Linked DNA regions of Homo sapiens: region 2 is linked to region 1. The links are chromatin contacts, found by Hi-C or POLR2A ChIA-PET in ENCODE. All regions are on one chromosome and are shown on one strand. The core of a region is the stretch at or near the end of the contact, and the rest is flanking DNA. Distances in the headings are between cores, read along the strand shown.

Region 1 (5,572 bases), core at 1,910-4,409:
GGGCTTGAGTCCTGACTCTGTTCTTGAAGGGCTGCACAGCCCTGCAGAAAGCCACCTGCCTCTCAGCCTCCCAGGCCCAGGGTAGTTAAGCTGTTTCACGGAGCCTGGGAGGAGACATAGGGCATGGGGGCCGAAGGGCCCTTTATGGCGATGGTTCCTCTGTGTGGCCAAAAGCCTCAGTGCGGGGATCAGGGGCAGGCAGGGACCCAGTGTGGAAACAGGCTCAGAGCAGTGAAGCCGCTCATCCAGGGTCATGCCAGGTGGGGAACTAGCCTGGGAGACCTCATGACCCGCCCTCCCACAGGGAGACAGGAAGCAGCTGCCCAACCCCCCTCCCCCTCCCCCAGCTTGACCCATCAGGGCCAACGTCAAGACTGGCAGGTCGCAGGTGCCCAAATGCGGGCTGTGGGGTGATCTGCTTGGGCCCAACAGTGGCTGCCCCTGCCCATCCCGTCTTGCCCAGAGGGAGCAGGTAGCATGGCAGCGCTGTAGCACCCTCTACACGCAGTCCCTGGGCGCAGACCCACCCAGGCCCGGCCCACACGGCACGGTATTGATCCACCGGTTCTCACACCTCTCCTAGAAGGGGGATGCTGCCCTGCCAAGCCCCATCCAACCAATGAGGAAACTGAGGCACTCTTTGTTAAGGGATTGCTGGGGTCACACAGCTCCCAGCTGTCATTTGCACACTTTTCAGGAAGGGACCTCGCCCCCCGCCCTGGGCAGCCCAGCCTGGTGGCTCTGCCTCAGCTTCCCCAGCCACTCCTCCAGGCCAGGGTGAGAGTGGGAGGGGGTGCGGGACAGCAGGAAGCCGGGGCCACACGGTGCTGGCTGCAAGGAGCCAGCCGAGGCAGAAGGACGTCCGGACCCCCACCCCCACCTAGCCCGGGTGGGCGCAGCTGAGGCCTTGGAGTCTCGCCGCGTGAGAAAGCTGTCCTGCGGCGCCACCTATTGGCAGAAATGCGCCCGGCCCCGCGGATGTGCTGATAACTCCGCGGGAGGCTGGGGCAGCGCCTGGCCTGCCGTCCCGCCCGTGCCCGGCTGGGCTGCGGACGCTGCAGGGGTCCACCTGGCACGTTGGCAGAAAACTCCTCCACCCGGGGGACCGTGGGCTGATTCAGCCTAGATCGGGAGGAGGACAGAGCTTGGTCCTTTGCCCTCCTGAGAGGCTGACTCGCTGCACATCCCACGACCTCCTGGGCCTCAACCCAGCGGCTCACTGGCGTCCCAAACTCAGCTCTCATCCACTCATTTCGTGCGTTTCTGAACTCTTACCGTATGCCAAGCACTGTTCCAGGCGCTAGGGATATAACAATGAACAAAACAAAGATCCCTGCCTTGCGGAGCTTACAGTGGGGTATGGGCGGGGAAACAGACAATACGCAATACACATAATAAGTAAGACAACAATCCGGCTATGTTAGAAGCAGGAAGGAGGCATATGTCTGAACAGTCACTGGGTTCCAGGCCCCACACTCCCCTTAGGACAAAATCATGGAGTCTGAGGCCTTTGCGACCCTCCAGCCCAGCATGGCATCCTGAAGGGCCACTCGTGTGTCACAGGGGATAGGTCCTCGCTACAGCGGTCTCCGCCTAGAACAATCCCCGCTGCCCATACATGGTCAGCTCCTCCTCACCCTCCAGGGGCCTACCTGACCCCATGGCTTGACAGGCCCCACCCAGCACCACAGCACTGCTCTCCCTGGTGGCTGGGACAGGAGCGCCCCCACAAATCCTGCGGCCAGGCTGCCAGTCTTAACTCCCACCCCTGACTCCACCCGTGTGACCTTCGCCTCTCTGTGTTTGTTTCCTCGTCTGTAAAATGCAAAAGACAATTCCTACCTGGAAGGGTAGGGGGGATAAACAAGTTAACAAATGTAAAGCACGTAGAACAGCACAAATGCTTGAGTTTGTGTTGGTTGTTATTATTACTCTCTAGCCGATGGAGCTTAAACGGTGTGGTCTATCCCGGAGGACGAACTCCAGGTCCCACACTCTGTGGTGTCAAGTACACAGAAGGCCCTCAGAACCCGGCTGAGTGAACCCAGTGGTCCCTTCTGATTCACCGTTCACTTATTGCGTGTCTTCTCCATGCCAGGTGCTGGGCTGCCAGCTGCAGATGGAGCAGCGAACAAGCCCAGGGCTCCTCCCCCAGGTAAGCAGTGTCACTTCTAGGCCAGAGGGGCTCAAATGTTTTGGTCTAAGAAGCTTCTTACATTTAAAACTTCAGAATCCCCTCACTCCTGTAATCCCAGCACTTTGGGAGGCTGAGGTGGGCGGATCACTTGAGGTCCGGAGTTCAAGACCAGCCTGGCCAACATGGCAAAACCCCGTCTCTACTAAAAATTTTTTAAAAAGAAAATTAGCCGGCCGTGGTGGCGGGCGTCTGTAATCTCAGTTACTCGGGAGGCTAAGGCAAAAGAATCGCTTGAACCCGGGAGGCGGAAGTTGCAGTGAGCCGAGATCGCTGCACTCCAGCCTGGGCGACAGAGCGAGATTCCGTCTCAAAAAAAAAATTAATTTAATTAAATAAAATAAATTTTAAAAAATTCAGGATCCCAAAGAACTTTTGTATGTAGGCAACTGATATTTGCCATACTAGAAACTAAAACAAAAATTTTACATATTCATTAATTCACTTAAAATGACAATAAACCCATTGCTTGGTAACATAAACAACGTATTTTATGAGAAATAATTGTAGTTTTCAAAACAAAGATATGTCTTTAATGTCTGGCTTAAGGGAAGACAACTGGATTCTCATGCTGCACTCAACCTGTGCGATACCTAGTGCTGGTTGAAGTATATGAAAAACACTCCGCCCTGTCCCCATCCTAGCCCGCCACGGAGCCACGAGACCCGAGAGGATTGGCCAACCCGGCGGAGCAGGTTGCGGACGGCTTCCGGGGAAGGAGGGGACTGAGCGCCAGGAGCCAGGTAGATTGGGATTGAGTAACACATGTGTCTTTCTGCGCCTTGGACCCGCCTCCAGTTTCCGCCCCTTCTTCCGCTCAAGTGTAAACCCCTAACGCATGCGTCCTAAGAAAGATGGGCACTTCCGCCCATCCCCCTCCGGATCCCTCTGTTCGGGCTCGGGTTTCCGCCGAGACGACAGGGACTGCCAGGTCGGAAGTAGTGTGAGGCTCGTGGGCGGAGCCAAGCGCCGCCATGTCCGCCGCCCTGCTGCGGCGGGGCCTGGAGCTGCTGGCGGCGTCCGAGGGTGAGGAGGGCTGGCCAGGGGACGTCCGGCGCGGGCAGGAGGATGGTAGTGGCTGCGGGCGGGAGCCCTGGATGGAAAACAATCCAGGCCGGGCTTAGCCCCAGTGGCATGGGAACGCTGCGCGCCCTCTGACCTGGGTCTCTTCCTCTCTCTTCCCCTACAGCCCCCCGGGACCCTCCAGGTCAGGCCAAGCCGAGAGGGGCTCCGGTGAAACGGCCCCGGAAGACGAAGGCAATTCAGGCCCAGAAACTGCGGAACTCGGCCAAGGGAAAGGTGCCCAAGTCGGCACTGGGTAAGTTCGGGAAGGGGCTGAAAGTGCTGCCTCCGGTGCTGGGACCTGCGCCCCAGAGGAGGTGGCGCTTGAGGCAGGGCTTGAAGCGTTCGCCCGGTATTGCTAGACCTACTGTGTGCCAGGCGCGGAGCGGGGCCCTGGACATACGAAGGTGACAGAACACGCCACCGTCCTGGTCCTCGTGGACTACGGCCCTAGTGGGGAGAGAAGCATCAAAGAATATCAAACCCAGTGTGTCATTGCTAAGTGCATTGAAGCCTATGAATTAAAAGACTACGGTACTCTGATGGGGACTTAGGCCAAGTCAGCCTTCTCTGAGGAAGCGACATTTCAGCCGAGAGCTGAAGGATGTATAAGAGTGAGCTAGGTGAAAAGTAGGAGAATATTCTAGGAAGAATAGTATGTGCAAAGGTCCTGAGTCAGAAAGGAGGTTGTTGCCTTTGAGAATTTGAAAAAATAAAGGCTGGTAAAGGTGACCTAGTGAATGAGGATCAAAGATGGAGCATTTAAACACATTCACTAACACTCTGTACCAGGTGCTGATTCTAAGTGCTGTACAAATGTAAGCTCGTTTGATCCTTACAGCAGCCCTTTGAGGTCGATACTACTATCACCCCCGTTTTACAGATTCAGAAAAAGGCACCTGCCCAGGTGGTACAGGCATTGTGGCTGCCCGGGCATTGTGTCTCCAGAGTGCTGCTATTACCTACTCCATTGAAATAGGACATGCTGTGGCCTGGGCAGTGGCTATAGCAGCAGAGATAACAAGAGAATTGTGCAGGTGGAAAATATGTTAAAGAGGGGGCAGCAGAGAATTTCAGCCTTTAGAGGGGTTTTAGTGGTGAATTGGCTGTGAAGGTGGAGCCTAGTTTCTTGGGGGACGTAGTGTCACTTAATAGACATAAAGACTTTCGGAGGGGCTGGTGTAGGCAAGATGGTGATATTTTGACATGTGTCAGGACGTGGCAAGCTCTTACTGTGTCTGAATCCCTAGAGTCTAATGCATAAAAGATGTTAAAGTATTTGTTAAAAGAATTATGAATTCCAAGGAGGAAATACAACTTAAGCCAAAGTCTGGAGGCAGGAAAGTGAGACAGGTTTGAGCCCCAGCGATACTTGCCATGAAGCAGGAGTGTGGAGTGCCAGAGGTCATTCCCATCTGTCCCAGCCCTTGTCTCACTGTCGTGTCCTGGGTGCTCACCCACCTCCCCTGTTGGATGGAAGCTCCTAAAGGCACACACCTCCTTGGGCTTGTCCGCAGCCTTGGTGTCCACCACAGGTTTTGGCACATAGATGCTGAGTGAGAGGAATGGCAAGCCTCGCAGCCAATGGAAAGAACACCTCTGCAGCTGCCACTTTGCTCCAAGCTGCATCGTCTCTTGCCTGAATTATTGCAGAAGCCTAGCCGGTCTCCTGCCTTCCACATGCCCCTCCCCCCGTAATCTTGTTCTCAACAGCAACCAAAGTGATCGTGTAAAATCAGAAGTCATTCCTTGTTTTTCCTCTGGGTGGCTCTCATTGTAGTCACTAAAAGGTGGCGGTCTTAGGGTGCCTGACAAGGGCTATATGACCTACCCCCACCCCCAGCCAAACTTGGTCTCTTCCTGCTACCCACTCCCCCTACTCCAGCTGTTTTTGTTGTTGTTTTTGGTTTGTTTTTTTTTTTTTTGAGATGGAGTCTTGCTTTGTCACCCAGGCTGGAGTACAGTGGTGCAGTCTCATCTCACTCCAACCTCTAGCCTCCCGAGTTCAAACGATGCTCCTGCCTCAGCCTCCCGAGTAGCTGGGATTACAGGTGCCCACCACCACACCCAGCTAATTTTCGTTATTTTTAATACAGACGGGGTTTCACCATGTTGGCCACGCTGATCTCGAACTCCTGACCTCAGGTGACCTGCCTGCCTCGGCCTCCCAAAGTGCTGAGATTACAGGTGTGAGCCACCGCACCCAGCCATTCCAGCTGTTTTGTGTTTTTCAAACACATTTGACACATTTCTGCTTCAGGGCCTTTGCACTGGGTGTTCCCTCTACCTAGACAAATGCTCTTTCCCCGGATATCC
Region 2 (5,557 bases), core at 2,703-5,202, 990 kb before region 1:
TTAAGTATGTTCCTGAGACCATGCCTTGTAAATATTTGTATAGCGTGCCCTAACTGAAGAGGCACTACAGTATAGAGCATTGTTTTCAAAGTGTGGTCTGAGGACCCCTAGGTGTCCTTGAAACATTTTCAGTGGGTATGAATCAAAATTTTATGTATTTATACTAAAATGTAATTTCCCTTTCTTACTGTTGTTCTTTCATAAGTGTACATTGTAGTTTTGGTTTTTTATATTTTTATAATTTTTTTGTGAGACAGGGTCTTGCTCTGTCGCCCCCTGCTGGAGTGCAGTGGTGGGATCTCGGCTCACTGTAACCTCTGTCTCCCGGGCTCAAGCAAACCTCCCCGACAGCTTCCTGTCTAACCCAGGAGTTCAAGACCAGCCTGGGCAACATAGCAAGATTCCATCTTTACAAAAAATTTTTTAAAATAATTTTTAAAATGTGGAATAATGTTTACCACTTATCTCTATAATTCTAGAAAAGTGGCTTTGAGGCTATACACCAGAATATGAATAACTTTCTCTGAGTAGTGAGATTTCATAGGGGACATTATATTTTTTCCATCTTTTGGGTTTTCCTGTATCTTTCTGATTTTCTATGATGAGCATACATTTCTTTTGTATTCCAATAAAGCTTATGTTGGCTGGGCACAGTGACTCACCCCTGTAATCCCAGCATTTTGGGAGGCTGGGGCGGGCGGATCACTTGAGGCCAGGAGTTTAAGACCAGCCTGGCCAGTATGGCGAAACCCCATCTCTACTAAAAATACAAAAAAATTAGCTGGGTGTGGTGGCCCATGCTTGTAATCCCAGCTACTTGGGAGGCCGAGGCAGGAGAATTGCTTGAACCTGGGAGGTGGAGGTTGCAGTGAGCCGAGATTGCGACATTGCACTCCAGCATGGGTGACAAGAGCAAAACTCTGTCTCAAAAACATACACACGCACACGCACAAAAATAAATAAAGCTTATGTTAAATTGTGTGTATGCACATACACAGGTAGGTACAGTTAAAAGAGGAAGAAGATGGATGGAAGCATAATGATTAGGAGATAGAGCTGTTAATTTGGAACCTCTGCAGTCAAAGTGCTCCCTCCACTGACCAAATACTGCATGATAAGGAGGCACTCCATCTCATTAAACTGTTCCCTCTGACCAGTTGAGTTTGTATAAATCTCTTTTACATTTTTGCCTTTGTTTCTATTTTGTAAGACTTATTGAAATTTATCTTTGCAGTGTTTGTGTTAGGCCATGTTCTTGGCAGAGCTGTGGCTCCTTCCTGTGTACACTCATTTACTCTCAATTTGCTGAACCTCTCAGAAGTTTTCTGTCAAAAAACAACACGTTAAATTTTTTGTTTGCTTTTGTTGGGTAAGAATAATCTGATTTGTTGTAGGCATAAAATGGTGGTGTTAGTATACAATGTTTTAATTATTTTTTTGTGTAGCTTTTATTTTTGAGCCAGGGTCTCACTCTGCTGCCCAGGGTGGAGTGCAGTGGCATAATCACAGCTCATTGCAGGCTGGACCTCCCCAGGCTCAGGTGGTCCTCCCACCACAGATTCCTGAGTAGCTGGGACTGCAAGTGCACATCACTAGGCCCAGCTAAAAAAATTTTTTTTAATGAGAGACAGGTTTTCACTATGTTGCCCAGCCTGTTTTAATTTTTTGAAAGTGCATTTCTGCAATATATTTTGCTCATTGACTATAGGGTGTGAAAATTGTCCTTAACAATTCATGATGCTGTATCTTTCTGATTTTCTGTTTTTCTGTTTTTCCTTGCAAATAGGATCTTGAGGAACTAAAATATTAATTAAACTTGATTTTTTGAACTGTTTTCTTAGTATATTCTCTTGGGAATCGATAAGATTATATTCCTCAAATCAGTGCCATAAGACTAATTTATTTGGTTATGTAAAGTACTGAAAACTTAGGTATCAACATTAATTAGGTTACTCAAACAGATACTATGTCCGTATTCTTCTAATACCTTGCTACTCAAAGTATGTTCCAAGGTCTGGCAGCCTTTGTATCACCTGGAAGCCTATTAGGAATGCAGAATCTCAGACGCCACCTCAGACCTGCGGAATCACAATCTGTTTTAAAAAGATTATTTGCCGGGTGCAGTGGCTCACAGCTGTAATCCCAACACTTTGGGAGGCCAGGGTGGGCAGATTGCTTGATGTCAGAAGTTTGAGACCAGCCTAGGCAACATGGTGAAACCTCATCTCTACAAAAAATGCAAAAATTAGGCAGGCATGGTGATACACACCTGTAGTCCCAGATACTTAGGGGGCTGAAGTGGGAGGCTCACTTGAATTTGGGAGGTCAAGGCTGCAGTGAACCGTGTTTGCACCACGGTATTCCAGCTGGGCCACAAAGTGAGACCCTATCTCAAAAAAAAGATTGTCACATGCATATTAAAGTTGAGAAGTTCAGTTCCAAAAGATATTTTATTTTTATTTCCCAAGATGCTATGAGATGTGTTGGATTTATATGTGGGATTTATATGATGTCTAATTAGTATGGAAGAATAGGGTAAAACAGGAAACAAAAAAGAAAACCTGCTCCTGGTATAGTTCTCTGTGTTAGATAAACGTTCACAATTTGACAACTTTTTTTTTTTTTTGCCATTTTTCTTCATTTTTCAAAGAAAGAACAAATAGGCTTATTTTTGGCATTCTAGAATGTTTAACTGGGAAGGATCTTAGACATGACCTGATAACAAACCTTGGTTTTACAGGTGAACAGACGGGGGGCTAAGAATGTTAAGTGACTTACCCAAGATCATATAGCGTGGACTCCCTGTGACCTGATTTTCAAACTACTGATCTTTGGAACTCCTGTGCTACCCCTCTGTGTTGCTGAAGGCCATCTATTCTTAGTTGGTTCTATTGATGTTGGTTGAAACCATCCCGAACATACCTGTGGCTAGGCACAGTGGCTCACGTCTGTAATCCCAGCACTTTGGGAGGTTGAGGGGGGCGGATCACTTCAGGTCAGGAGTTGGAGTCCAGCCTGGCCAACATGATGAAACCCCATCTCTGCTAAAAATACAAAAATTAGCAAGGCATGGTGGTGCACACCTGTGACTCTAGCTACTCGGGAGGCGGAGGCAGGAGAATTGCTTGAACCCTGGAGGCAGAGGTTGCAGTGAATTGAGACCACACCACTGCACTCCAGCCTGGGTGACAGAGTGAGACCCTGCCTCAAAACAAAACAAAACAACCATCCTGCACAATTATGAGTGAGAGTAAATCCAACACATCTCACAGCATCTTGGGAAAATGATAAGGCTCACTTTCTTCTTTCCCTTCAGTGTGAACTCATGTAATAACTTCAGAGAAAGGCATTTCCCTGCTGTCTGGAAGTTGAACTCCTTCTACAAACTGGTGGAGCTTGCTGCCCAGTCCTGTGCCCTCCGAGCTGAGGGGAAGGCGTGGGGATTTTCTGTTCTACTGAAATGGCAGGATTATGTCATAGCAGTGGTTTTGAGTGTTTAGAGGTAGTGTTATTTTAATTATTTTTCTAACTCTGGTTTAAATAAAAACTTACAAATCAGGAAAGAACTGGCTATCTGTATGTTAAAAAAATTAAGAGAGGGCTGGGTGCAGTGTCTCACGCCTGTAATCCCAACACTTTGGGAGGCCGAGGTGGGTGGATCACGAAGTCAGGAGATCGAGACCATCCTGGCCAACCAACATGGTGAAACCCCGTCTCTACTAAAAATACAAAAATTAGCTGGGCGTGGTGGCGTGCGCCTGTAATCCCAGCTACGCAGGAGGCTGAGGCAGGAGAATCGCTTGAACCTGGGAGGCGGAGGTTGCAGTGAACCGAGATTGTGCCAGTGCACTCCAGCCTGGCCAACAGAACAAGACTCCGTCTTAAAAAAAAAAAAAGGAGAGAGAGAGAGGGAACATTGACTCTTACCTTGTACCATCCCAAAAATTCATTTGAGGCCGGGTGTGGTGGCTCATGCCTGTAATCCCAGCCCTTTGTGAGGTCAAGGTGGGTGGATCGCTTGCGATCAGGAGTTGGAGACCAGCCTGGCCAACATGGTAAAACCCTATCTATACTAAAATACAAAAATTGGCCAGGCGTGGTAGCGGGCACACATAGTCCCAGCTACTTGGGAAGCTGAGGCAGGAGAATTGCTTGAACCCAGGAGGCAGAGGTTGCAGTGAGCCAAGATTGCACCCCTGCATTCCAGCCTGGGTGACAGAGTGAGACTCTGTCTCATAATTAATTAATTAATTAATTAATTCAGGCTGTGGGATACTGCTCAGCAACTTTTAAAAAGGGGCAAACTTTAAACGTTTTAGAAATAAAACACCCTGAATGACTCTTGAGAATTACTCTGAGTGAAAAAAGCCAATCCTAAAATGTTACCTATTGTATGATTCTATTTATATAACATTCTTGAAATGACAAAATTATAGATATGAAGCACAGATTGGTTCTTCATATTGTCAGGGCCTGTGGATGGTGTGGGGCTGAAAGTAGATGTGGCTATAAAAGGTCAACATGAGGGATCCTCAGGGTGATGGAAATGTGTATGTTGACTAACAGTGCCAGTATTCTGGTTGTAATATTGTACTGTAGTTTTGCAAGATGTTATCATTGGAGGGAACTGAGTAAAGGATACATGAGCTCTTTGTATTATTTATTATGTGAATCTATAATTATCTCAGAATGAAAAGTTTATACATGAGCTGTTTATTATTTCTTATTATGTGAATCTATAATTATCTCAGAATGAAAAGTTTAAAAACTACAATTTGGCAGCTTTTCAAAAAGTTAAACATAGATCCTGTGACCTAGCAATTCTACTTCTAGATATATATCCTAGAAAACTGAAAACATTTGTCTGTGTATTTTTACACAGACAAATGTTCATAGCAGCTTTTTCAAAATAGCTAAAAAGTGGAAACAACCCACATGTCTTTCAGTTGATGAATAAACAAAATATGGTATATCCATACAATGGAATATTATTCACTCATAAAAAGAAATCACTGTTGATATATGTTATAAAATGAATGAACCTTGGCCTTGTGTGGTGGCTTATGCCTATAATCCCAGTACTTTGGGAGGCCAAGGCAGGTGGATCGCTTGAGCCCAGGAGTTTGAGACCAGCCTGGGCAACATGGCGAAACCTATGTCTACTAAAAATACAGAAAAATTAGCCAGGCTGGTGGCATGTGCCTATAGTCTCAGCTACTCGGGAGGCTGAGGCACAACAGTCGCTTGAACCTGGGAGATGGAGGTTGCAGTGAACGGGGATCAAGCCACTTGCACTCTAGCCTGGGTGACAGAACGAGACTCGTCTTAAAAAAAAAAATGATGAACCTTAAAAACATTTTCCAAATGAAAGGACATAGACATAAAAGGCCACATATTGTGTGATTCCATTTAAATGAAATGTCCAGAACAGGAAATGGAGAGTGACTGCTGATGGATACAGGGTTTATTTTTGGGGCAATGAAAATGTTCTGGAATTAGTTGCGATAAACTATGGAATTATGCACTTTGAATGGTTGAATTTTATAGTATGTGAATT

The links. A loop is a pair of places that touch in the nucleus more often than their neighbours do. ChIA-PET counts read pairs that join two places held with the same protein, here RNA polymerase II (POLR2A). Pooled maps may share reads with other maps.
Region 2: a loop to region 1 is called in a pooled map, with 2.6 times the contacts of the local background. The contact joins the promoter of MRTFA-AS1 here to the promoter of RPS19BP1 in region 1. A Hi-C loop is called at or near these places in 1 of 168 maps with a recorded cell type or tissue (naive thymus-derived CD4-positive, alpha-beta T cell) and 1 of 50 pooled maps. POLR2A ChIA-PET finds 5 or more read pairs at or near these places in 2 of 52 experiments (A673 and MCF 10A).

What each region holds. Positions count from the first base shown.
Region 1 is chr22:39,530,335-39,535,906 of GRCh38, reverse strand. It overlaps RPS19BP1 (ribosomal protein S19 binding protein 1), which reads left to right and starts at 3,159. Exons shown (of 4, transcript NM_194326.4): 1 at 3,159-3,220; 2 at 3,384-3,512. The coding sequence starts at 3,169. RefSeq lists silencers at 804-893, 954-1,003, 869-1,163, 3,235-3,394, 3,575-3,704 and enhancers at 2,965-3,014, 3,065-3,124, 2,914-3,429, 3,430-3,945.
Region 2 is chr22:40,520,195-40,525,751 of GRCh38, reverse strand. MRTFA-AS1 (MRTFA antisense RNA 1) reads right to left here and starts at 3,952. Exons shown (of 4, transcript NR_109965.1): 1 at 2,779-3,952; 2 at 2,312-2,386; 3 at 2,034-2,227. The region is part of intron 3 of MRTFA (myocardin related transcription factor A); the gene reads left to right.